Regions from separate parts of the Homo sapiens genome. Here region 1 is linked to region 2. A link is a loop called in an ENCODE intact Hi-C map of the cell type or tissue named here. Cell type or tissue: OCI-LY7. All regions are shown on one strand. Links, peaks and the distances in the headings refer to the core of each region. The heading gives the core; the rest is flanking DNA.

Region 1 (5,377 bases), core at 241-5,240, 460 kb before region 2:
GGTCGCTCTTATCCCACCAAAGGGCCATAGCAGGGCTCTTCTTGGGCTCTAAGAAATGACTTTAAGGGACGCCTAGGGCTAGCAGCAGAGAGCTTTGGAGAGGGCTGGCCAAACTCCCAACACTTACCCGACTGAGCCTCAGGCTAAGGGTTGCAGCATTTGTGCTTCCTGCCCAGAATTAGGGCAGACAAGCTCTGGGTCATGACAGGTCCTTGGGGCTTTAGGAAGGGATGTCCACCAGTGTGCACATGGATAGAGGAGGAGGGGGAGGAAGGGATGTCCAGGGTGTGGTGGGCAGAATTATAAACTGTGTCTTTCTAGGCTTCTGGGGAATCTGCCTTTCTTCTTCATTCGCTTGTCTCTGCCTTATGCAGTACTAGGAGCCTTATTATCTCTTGCCAGTACTATTGTAGATGTCACCTAAATGGACCTTCCTGCGTCCAGTTTCATCTCCTCCTGTCCTTTCTTAGTACTGTGGTCAGTGATGTTTACTGAATGTCAGCTGCATGTCAGGGTTTGTGTTGGTTACCAGTGGCATAGGAATTAACTAGACCCAGCACCTGAGCCCTAGAAGCCCCTGATCTAGTAGAGGAGGAAAATTGTGCCAGATAATGACAATATGGTGTCTTTAGTGCTGTAGCAAAGGTGAGCTGACACTGCTTTGCAAGTCACAACAAACCAAGCTGGTGACATCAGAGTTGACCTATAAGAGGCAAGTAGGGTTTTGCCTGACAAGGGAGGGAAGGAGGATTTTAGGCAGCAGGACAAGCGCATACCCAGTGAGTACTGACCTGGCATGTCTGGCACCTCTAAGACCACACACAGAACAAACTTCACTCTGGACCAGTAACTAGATAGGGACTGGATCAGTCAGGGCCTCCGATGTCCTACTGAGGTGGCTGGGATTTTTGTGAAAACCAGAATCGAATCACTTTATGATTCTCTGCTTAAAAACTGTACACACCATCAGAGGGTACAGCATCAGTTCTGTGCTGCATGACCTGCTTATGCTCTTCCCTTTCCTGGACCACATTTTGCTGTCCCCATATTCGTCTGTTGAACTCTGATCTATTCTCCAACAAGTGTCTGAAGCCCAACCACCTCTGAATTTTTTCCATGACTGAACATGATCTTGCCTTCTTCTCATCCGATGCTCATAGCATCAAATGCCCCTTTGAGGATGTGATGTCTCCTTTCTGTACTTTGTATTAATATTTATATCTGATTCATTTTTTTTCTTCATCTAGACCTGCACAAGGCCTGGCACATAGCAGTGGTCAAAAGTTTGCTGAACTAGAGTCTGCTTTTGACCCCTGATATGGGTTGAATTATGTTCTCCCAAAAGATATGTTTAAATCCCAACCCCTGGTACCCGTGAATGTGACCTTATTTGGAAAAAAGGTCCTTGCAGATGTAATCCTGTTAAGATGAGGTCAAATTGGAGGAGGGTGGGCCCTAATCCGATATGACTGGTGTCCTTGTAAGAGGAGACATGGCTCACAGAAGGGGGATGTTATAAAGATACAAAGGGAAGTTGGCCATGGAAAGATGGAGGAAGAGTTTCAAGTGATGCTGCCATAAGCCAAAGAATGACTGGAGCTATGCAAAGCTGGAAGTGGCAAGGAGGGACCCTCCTCTAAAGGCTTGGTAGGGAGCATGGACCTTCTAATGCCTTGATGTCAGACTTCTGGTCTCCAAAACTATGGGGTAATAACTTTCTGTTGCTTTAAGCCCTCTAGTTTGTGGTACTTTGTTATGTCAGCCCTAGGAAGTGATACCACGCTCCTTGCTTCTCCCCTCCTCTTGTCTCCCTATATTGAGCCATAGTACTGTTCCCCGGGGGTTCTGGGCCCTGACAGCCATGCCAGGGCCTGGTCCCTCCAGCTGGGCCCCTCCATGACTCACCACAACCACACATATCTCCTTGCTTATTGTCAAGGCCTTGCTTCCTGGTGGCTGGCCAATTTGTATGCCATCATTTGCTCTTGTTTTAGTATACTCTTGCTTGGGTAATAGATTTGAATTTTTACCTGGGCCTTCTAGAGACTAAAAGCTTTCACTTCCAGGAAGTGAGGAGCTATTCCAGCATCATGGAATAGCAGATGGAAGACCTGATAGCAGAGATGGAAAGAAAAAGTCTCAGAAGAAGTGACTTGGCTAAGGTCAAACCACTTTATCACGTGTTCATTAATTCAGCAGATACTTATGGAGCACCTACTCCGTGCCAGGCACTGGGCTAGGTGTGGGATATACAGCAGTGATTAAAGGTAGGATAAGACCAACAAAACCTGCCCCTACAGAGCCCAGAGCCCAAAGAGGAGGTCGCTGCTTGCTATTAATCAAAGAATCACCTAACTAGATGTAAAATTACAATAGTGATAAAGATTTATGACAGAGAGGTATATGGTGCCATGAAATCAGGATGAAATTGAGAAACTGGATGGAGATTTCAGATTAGGATGGGACTTTTTGATATGTGTGCATTCATGCCTCTGCTGTTACGGATGGGAACTGCACCCTGCCTATGGACATGGCTCCTTGTGAGCAAAAGAAAGAAATGATCTAAGTATGTTCTCCAAAGTTGTGGAAATCCCTAAGAAAAGGGCCATACACTTCTTAAAAATTTACTTATTCCTTTATTCATTCACTGATGCATTCAACAAACATTTATGGGACACCTTCTATGTATCTGGCACTGGCTAAGGGTTCTGGACACACATTCAGCTCCCTTAGCTCAAAGAACACACAGTCCAGCCAAAAAGGCAGACATATGAACAAGCAGCTATAATCTAGTGTGGTAATGATATAACACAGAGGTAGGTTCAATGTGCTTTATCTGTAGGACTGTAATCCTGTAAAAGAAGGAAAATCCAGGTACTGCCTTGAAGGAGAGGCAAATTTTCATGGGGAGAAGTGAAGTGGAGTATGCAAAGAGAAGGAGATCCAGGCAGAGGACACAGCATGGGCAAAGGACTGGAGATGTGCATATTCGTGAAGTGCTTGGGAAGTGGCAGGTAAGTTTCATGTGGCCAGGATGCTGGGTACAGAGTTGTGGGTGTTGGGAGGCCAGGGTGAAAAAGACCCAGCTTTCATGTTTCCTGTCAATTCCTTTCCTTGGGGTTTCTTGGGCAACATATTCTGTCATTTTCCACTGTGGAGTTCCCACCCATTTTCAAAGTTGTAAAAATATTTTTGGTAAATGTTCTTTTCCTTAAACAAGCCAAACTTAAGACATCACAGGGCGGGACCCACACCCATGTCTCTCCTTTTGCCCTGCATCCTAAGATGATATAGTGAAAGAACGTGAACCTTTAAGTAAGACAGTCTTGGATTCAGAGCCTGCCTCTGCCGTTTACTAGCTGTTTGGTTATGGACAAGTTATTTATCCTCTCTAAGCCTCAGTTTCCACCTCTGTATAATGGGGATACAAATTCCTACTTTGCAGAACCCAGGAAAGTGCCAGGCATGTAGTAGCCATGCAATAAATATTCTTCTTTGAGATTCTGTAACTGAAGAGACCATCAGAAATGGACCAGCTGTTTCTCCAAAGGCAGGAGTCAAGGTTGCTACCAGGTGCAGGCTGAAGAACACCATTTCCTTTTCTTTTAGTTTAAGTGTCTTTAGAATGAGCAAATGCAATGTCTTTCCCGTGAGGTCTCTTTACATCGAACTCAGTTGAGTCTTTGATTAGCACCAAAGCCTCATTTTTCACTTTCGACTGGTCTCCTCCCTTTTAACATTTGAGCTCTCAAGACGTTCTTTGTTTCTGTTGCACAATGTGTGTGTGTGTGTGTGTGTGTGTGTGTGTGTGTGTGTGTTGGAGGGAGGGGATACAAAGAGGAGAAGTATATTTTTAGAGCCATAGAGGAGCTGGCAGAAATTGAAAATAAGGTTTTCAAGTTCATATGTTTATGCTTTAGGAGAGATGTAAAAGGAAAAGCTCAGTGGCAGGCTGTATGTCCTGTTCAATATCTAAGAAGATTTCTGAGACATGCCTTCTGGCATTCAGATTAAAAGGCACCCCTGCCCACTTGCGGCCAGCCTCCCTTCCTCTTCCCTTCTCCCAGCAGGGGCAGGGGCCTGCATTTACCAGGTGGGTAGCGGCGCTCAGGGAGGAGGAGGAGTCTGGTATGTCAGTGTCCATGCTCGGGTGAGCAACCTGCTTCCTCGGGTGCTATGATCAGGGCAGATTAATCCCCAGAGGTGGTCGGTGCACAGTTAACATTTTTGCCTCTTATTTTAATTAAGGAGGGCCAGGGGATAGGGTGTTAGCATGTCTAATGGGACTGTGTGGCATGTGCTGACTGCCCGAGGAGTTTCAGTTATTAGCACTTGTTGAAGACTTTCTAGATAATTAAATACCACATTAATCATTGCTCTGAATGGACATAGATTTTTATTTCTCATCTCAACTCCTTGCATGCAGTAGGCAAAGTGGCTCCTGGACCTGGTGGCTCCCCAGCACACAGGCGGGATCTCACCCTATTCATGCCCACTTTCAGTGATTTTGTGGAAAAGAAAAGATTCTCCCAGACATTTGCCTTCGTTGTTCTGACAGCTGAAGCTCTCTTCACAGGCACATTAACATGACCTCATTAGTTTCTGCATCTACTCTTCTAACCACATAAAACGGAGTGCAGTAGGAGCCAATCATGCTAATTACATCAGATCGGTTTGCATATTCATAAACCATTTTCTGTTTTATGGACAGCAAAAATAAACACAGTATCTCTTTAATAATTTTAAGTGGGTCACTTTCAGGACTGTATCTGTTTTAAATAAATTATCATATTGTTAAAGGCCACAGTCAAAAGCTATTTTTTGAGCAGCCTGAGAGGTGGAGGGTGGGGGGCAGGGCACGTGGAGGGGACTCGGAGATCAATGGGATTAGCCAGTTGGTCAATTTCCAAGGTCTCCTTTGCCAGGGAAATTCCAAACTTGAAAAACCTCCCTGCTTTAGTGAACAGGTGCAATGCAGCCTCTTAGTAATGACAAAATATATTCTAGTCAAAAAGACGAGACTATCAAAATCACAGTCTTTAAGCAGTGGGAGTGAAACCCAGTAACATACCAAGTCCTGTGTTTTCTTGGAGGCGTTTAATTTTAGGGGCCAAGTTTAACACTCTGGATTTTCTCAAGGTGGGATGAAAAAATGGGGGTAAGAACAATGAGAAGTAGGAGTCAAATCTGCAGAAATGGACCTTTCCGCTGTTCCCCATGTGTTGTATTTCTTCCCAGACAACACCGAGACCAGAACAGGCCCACTCAAGTCTCCTATTCTGTGAGGGCCTTTCCAATCCAGTACCCGTAATCATCAACAATGGAGCTGAGTTATAGATTTCCTTTGCTTTAGGGGAAAAAAAGGTTTGAGAAACAA
Region 2 (5,306 bases), core at 1-5,000:
TTCCCGACGCAGAGCTCCAGACTACCTGGGTTCCAGTCAAGACCTTATTTTCTCCTTTAAAACAACCCTTCTTAAAAATACTGATAAAAGAGCTCTTCCTGCTTCCTCCGTAGACGCAGTTCTTTTCCCCTCTCAGGAGAAGCCACATGCGGTTTCTCTCACTCTTTGTGAAGCCAAAGCTTGAAGGCACAATCTCTTAGCTGGGGAGAAAGCTGACCCTAGTGAGGGGGCGTGTGGGGCCCCTCCTGCCAGGGAAGCGGCCCAAGTCCAGGCCTGTGAGAGGCCTGGGCTCTAGCTGACGGTGTCAGGGATGTCCAGAGAGGTGTCCCCAGGGCCCCAAGTTGGTGCTCCCCGGCGGGGCTAGGGCCTCGGGATGACTGTGCCATGCTGAGAGTTCCTGGCGACTTTCTGCGCTCGGCCCTCACTCTTGGGGGGAATTGTCTCTGCAAGTACAAAGGCTGCCTCGGCTTCTAGAGGCCCAGCCCCTCACTCCCTGCTCCTTTTTTCTTCTCCTCCTCAGCTCAGTCCAGCCAGGTGAGTGAATAGCCCTGTAATTGGCACCTGTGTCCCAGCCGTTCCCCACACTGGTGGGCCAGGCAGCCTTCCCTCCCATGTTTCCTAAAGAGGAAGCTGGCAACATACCGGCCAGCTGGGCAATGGCATAGCCAGGAGCCACTGACCACCCTGCCTCAGCCTCTCATTTCCTACTCCACCAAGAACAAAACTTTGAAGCCGCCACACACTCCTCCCTGCTCCCTCATTTCTCCATTCCTGGATTTGTCCCAGCCTCAAGGCTCTGAAATGGAAGCAAATGAAGCTGAGAGCTCCCGCCGCCTGCGCGGCCCAGAGCCTCAGCAGGTTTTGAGGTTGGAAAGGGCCACCGGGAAGATGAGGCCTTTCACCGGCCTCTGCCTGCAGCTGACACCAATTGATTGATTGATTTCCTAATTGTCTGCTTAATCCTCTACAAGAGGGTGGGTTTATTATTTAAGCAAGTCAACTCAAAAATAGCAAAACAAAGCAGCCTCCCAAGAACCAGCAGCAGCTGAGGAGTAGAACAAAAAAAAATGAGAAAAAAAAAAAGTGGAAAAAGGGATGGAAGAAAATCTTTTACTTTGCAAGGATCTGGCTTAATGAGATACCAGCATGAGATAGCTACCTGGTGATCAACCCCTTGGTCGCAGAAGGCCCCTACATGGTAGGAATCTCAGCACTTTATAGGAAAGAGAAATCTTTTTCCCTGGATAGAATAGAGTTAGGACAAGCACAGCCAACTGTGGGCTTGATGCAGTCTCTCCGTCCCAAGGGTATGTATATCTACCTGCTTGTGCCTGAGAGCCTCAGACTTCCTTTTGTTCAGGAGAGGTATGTGTCCCTAGCATCAACCTCCAAGGAAGTCCAAGCTTTCCCTAGCATATTGGGAATTTTCTGATCCCATCTCCTTCCGCATCTCACTTGAACAAAATTATTGTTTATGTTGATGTGGCCACAGATTATGGTAGTTAGAACTCTCTCCCCATGTGAACCTCTGCAAGTTGGTGTAAGAATTTGTGTGTATGCTGTTGTGTGTGCAAAGCCACAGCCAATCCCAGAGGTAGGAGAGGGAAAAGAAAACCCAGGCTACACTGCTAATGCTTTCAGCAGGAAGAATATTTGTAGAATGGAGGTTGGCCAATACCAAAAGGAAGGAAAATGGTCATCTTAGTCACCTGCGGTCATCAAGGCAAACCCAGAAGGTATCCTGCCTTGAGGCGTGACGACATTATATTCTCCCCCACCTACTGCCCAGAAGGTTGCACTAATTTATATGTTGCATGCCTTAGGTCCTATGCAATCATCCCTTGACCTTAGGACTTGACTGGATGTCCATAGGACTAACTGACCCCCAATCGCAGGTGCCCACTTAGAGCCGTTTAGAACTCATCCTCCCCTGGAGAGGCTCTGGGCCTCCAATGACACATCCAGGGCCGGGCTGCCTCCCTCCCTGGAACTTTCCCTAGCAGGGCTTCAGCTCCAAAAAGGAGACCCACCTAAGCAGAGGGTGGAGTGAGAGGAGACTGGTTATCAGGCCTAGTTACTCTCCTAAGCTCAGCCAAGATGATCTACCCAGGGCCTCTGGCTCAGAGACTGAGACCAGAGGTAGCTGGAGGAGCCATCCGTTTTGTCCCTGCCTGTCACATTTGAAGGCTCTGGAGTTGAAATGGTGTTTGGCCATTTAGGGCTCCCCTTGCTGCCTCTTGAGGCCTCCATGTGGGAGGACTGCCCTCTATTGGTCCCTGAACTGGGACCTGGTAGCAGTTACCAGAGCCACCTTGAACCTAAGCATGCCCTTAAAAAGTCAGCTTCAAGTGGGCTGTTCGAGGAGGACTGCCAGTTAGAGCAGAGGCAACTTTAGCCTCCAAAAGAAGCAAGCCTGCCTCTCTCTCTCTCTCTCTCTCTCTCTCTCTCACACACACACACACACACACACACACATACATACACACACACACTAATCCATGACCCTTCCCTCTCATCTTCCACCCTGCCCATTCACACAGCCACTCTCAGAAACCCACGATCATACACCACCTCCTCTCTCTCTCTCTCCACTCATCCCCATCCCCATCACTCCTCCCCTCAACCAGTTAAAACCCCAATCCAGGCTCTCACCACCTTGCTCACTCACACGCATGCTAAGACACCCATGGTCACACCCACACCACAGTTTGGGCAGTCTAAGACTAGCTTTCTGGTCTTTGGCACTAAGCTCTTGAGAGTCACTGAGTACCTGGCACATGTAATATTTGATTAAGCACACACGGCCATCCTTTGCAACATTTGACCTGGTCCCCTTCTCTCAGGATTTCCAAGCACTTGCCCCTAAACTGCTTTCCAAACACATTCCTGTCCATCATTGTCCCAGCTCCTCCCAGATCTCTTCCGGCTCCTTTCAGATAATTAAAGTTAGGCTGTGTGTTTGTATGTATGTGTGATCTTATTTTTTAAACACACACCCCCACACATACATATGCGTGTATATATACAAACACACACAGCAATTAGATCTATCCATTCCTGCCGTAGTCCTTCTTGTGCAGTAAAACCTCAGCTATGCATATGCCCCCACATTGCTATGCAATGAACCCAGCATCACCTAGTCACGGGCCCCTGATGTCACACACACACACACACGCGCGTGCGCACGCGCGCACGCACAGTGGCACGTTCACATGGTTACATTGGTCTTTCTCCAAGGGCATGACCCACCTCCCACTACCCACCCCGCTCCTGGGCATCTGAGTGGGCTCTCCTCAGATGACCTGAGTACCAGGAGAGCTTTGCTCCAATCCCTGCCCCCAACACATACACACCAGTGGACATGTCTCCTGCTGAGCCTGACCAGGGTGGGTCTGGGTATTATTAGGCTGCAGAGACAGCACGGAGGCATATGGTCTCGTACACAAGAAATAATGTTCATGTTAAATCAGACCTCATGCATAATGCATGGTGCCTGATCTCACATTATTTTGGGTGTTCGTCAAAATCAGTGTTCTTTCTTATAAGGGCTCCTGAAAAGAAGTGAAAAGGCATTTGCTAATTACACCCACAGCCTGGACCCAGAGAGCTGGGAGTGCCCCCGGGAGCCTCCCTCTGGCCCCACTTCACCCACAGTGGGTCCCATCCCTCTGCCCCACTCTGTCTTCCCACTTGGAAGGAGGGGCTGCCTGGGGTTTGTGGCAGGCGTAAGGCCCCGTGTTATTTTTATTTCTTTTCTCTCGGCTCTCTGTCCCTGGAGGGTTCTGGGGAATAGCAGTGGCTCTGTCGCTCTCACACCCGATTCATTTGCCGTTTTATGAACTCCCCGTTGATTCATCGCCTCCCTAAGTCAATGATTCACTCCTGATGGCTTTTCAGAAATCCTTCTTCAAAGGCTCCAGATTATTCAGCTCTGAGCAAGAGCAAGAGCCGGAGCAGACCTGGACCCTGCATTACCACTGCTCCGTGGCCTGGAATGGGATATTGTCCCCATCCTTGGGCCTTCCCTGGAGCTGGGCTGGCCTGGAGAGGAGGGAGTGCTCCATCCACACAGAAGCTGGTAGAGCTGACCCAAGCAGCTCATGGACAGACCAAGCCCATGGCCAGGCACCCTCCAGCCTCTGTGGGTCACCTGCCTTCTCCCCTTGTCATCACAGTCCCTCCGGAAGCTATCCACGCCTCCGAGGAGGTAGAGAGCAGAATGGTGAAAGACAGGGGCTCTGGGACCAGACACCTGGGCAAAAATCCTGTCTCCACTTCTTATCAGTTTTGTGACTTTAGGCCAACTACCTACATTTCTGTGCCCCCATTTCCTGGTATGGTAACAAAGGCAGTTCCCTGATCATAGAGTTGTTTTGAGAATTAAGTGGGATAATATGCATATAGAGTTTACATAAGTGATGAATAAATGAAAGCTGGTTTTTTGTTGTTGTTGGTTTTTTTTTTTTTTTTTGGAGACAAAGTCTCCCTCTGTGGCCCAGGTTGGAGTGCAGTGGCGCAATCTTGGCTCACTGCAACCTCCACCTCCCGGGTTCACGCCATTCTCCTGCCTCAGCATCCCTAGCAGCTGGGATTATAGGTGCCCGCCACCACACCCAGCTAATTTTTGTATTTTTTTAGTAGAGACGGGGAGGTTTCACTATGCTGGCCAGGCTGGTCGCAAACTCCTGACCTCAGATGATCCACCCACCTCAGCCTCCCAAAGTGCTGGGATTACAGGTGTGAGCCACCATGCCCAGCCTGAAAGCTGTTTTATTGTGAGGCCTGAACAGGGCATTGTGCAGAAGCAAGTGAACAGGGAAGAAAACCATAATGTAATGAACTTTTACCATGGACCCCACTCTGTCCAAGGCATTCTGAGATACTTTCCCATCACTCCTTTGTGCTTTATTTTCACTACTTCACATTAATTATTTGTATTTTATAGATGAGGAAAGTGGTACCCAGAGTGACTTGTCCACGGCAGCAAGATTTGTTAATGACAGAAGCTGGGATAAAGCCCACTTTTTCTGACTCCCAGAGCCCACTCAGATGTCCTGGATATGGACCTGGGACATGGACTCCCAGGTCCATGGCACCCCCTGCTGGGGCAAACACTGTGTTCAGTGCTTGGGTATTTGCCCAAGGCAGGGGAGGTTCCAGGACTCAGGACTGGGCCAGGGAGAGAAGCTGGGGACCAAGGGTGATGGGGTTCATTGGCTAGAAGCTGCCCCTCCCTCCACTACCCCACTATCAGGGTGTGTTTTGAAAACAGAGAGACTCGTTTTTATCTATCTCTGTGCTCAACA

The links. Hi-C counts contacts between places; a loop is a spot of excess contacts. Peaks named below come from ENCODE experiments on the same cell type or tissue, not always from the same donor. Only the 100,000 strongest peaks of a DNase experiment are listed, where the experiment ranks them.
Region 1: it touches region 2 in a loop (3-fold over the local background); 3 of 110 quality-filtered maps call a loop at or near these places.

The regions. Positions count from the first base shown.
Region 1 is chr1:38,497,633-38,503,009 of GRCh38, reverse strand. It overlaps LOC105378657 (a long non-coding RNA gene), which reads left to right. Exons shown (of 4, transcript XR_947210.3): 2 at 2,843-3,014. Among named protein-coding and RNA genes, the nearest start is that of LINC01685, 25 kb to the right of the region's middle. RefSeq lists an enhancer at 1-173 and a silencer at 1-173. In OCI-LY7, for the core only: CTCF peaks have their summits at 2,286 and 2,490; DNase peaks (open chromatin) are centred at 2,509 and 4,109.
Region 2 is chr1:38,037,643-38,042,948 of GRCh38, reverse strand. No RefSeq gene overlaps it. Among named protein-coding and RNA genes, the nearest start is that of POU3F1, 6.5 kb to the left of the region's middle. In OCI-LY7, for the core only: CTCF peaks have their summits at 2,279 (motif pointing left) and 4,891; a DNase peak (open chromatin) is centred at 2,298.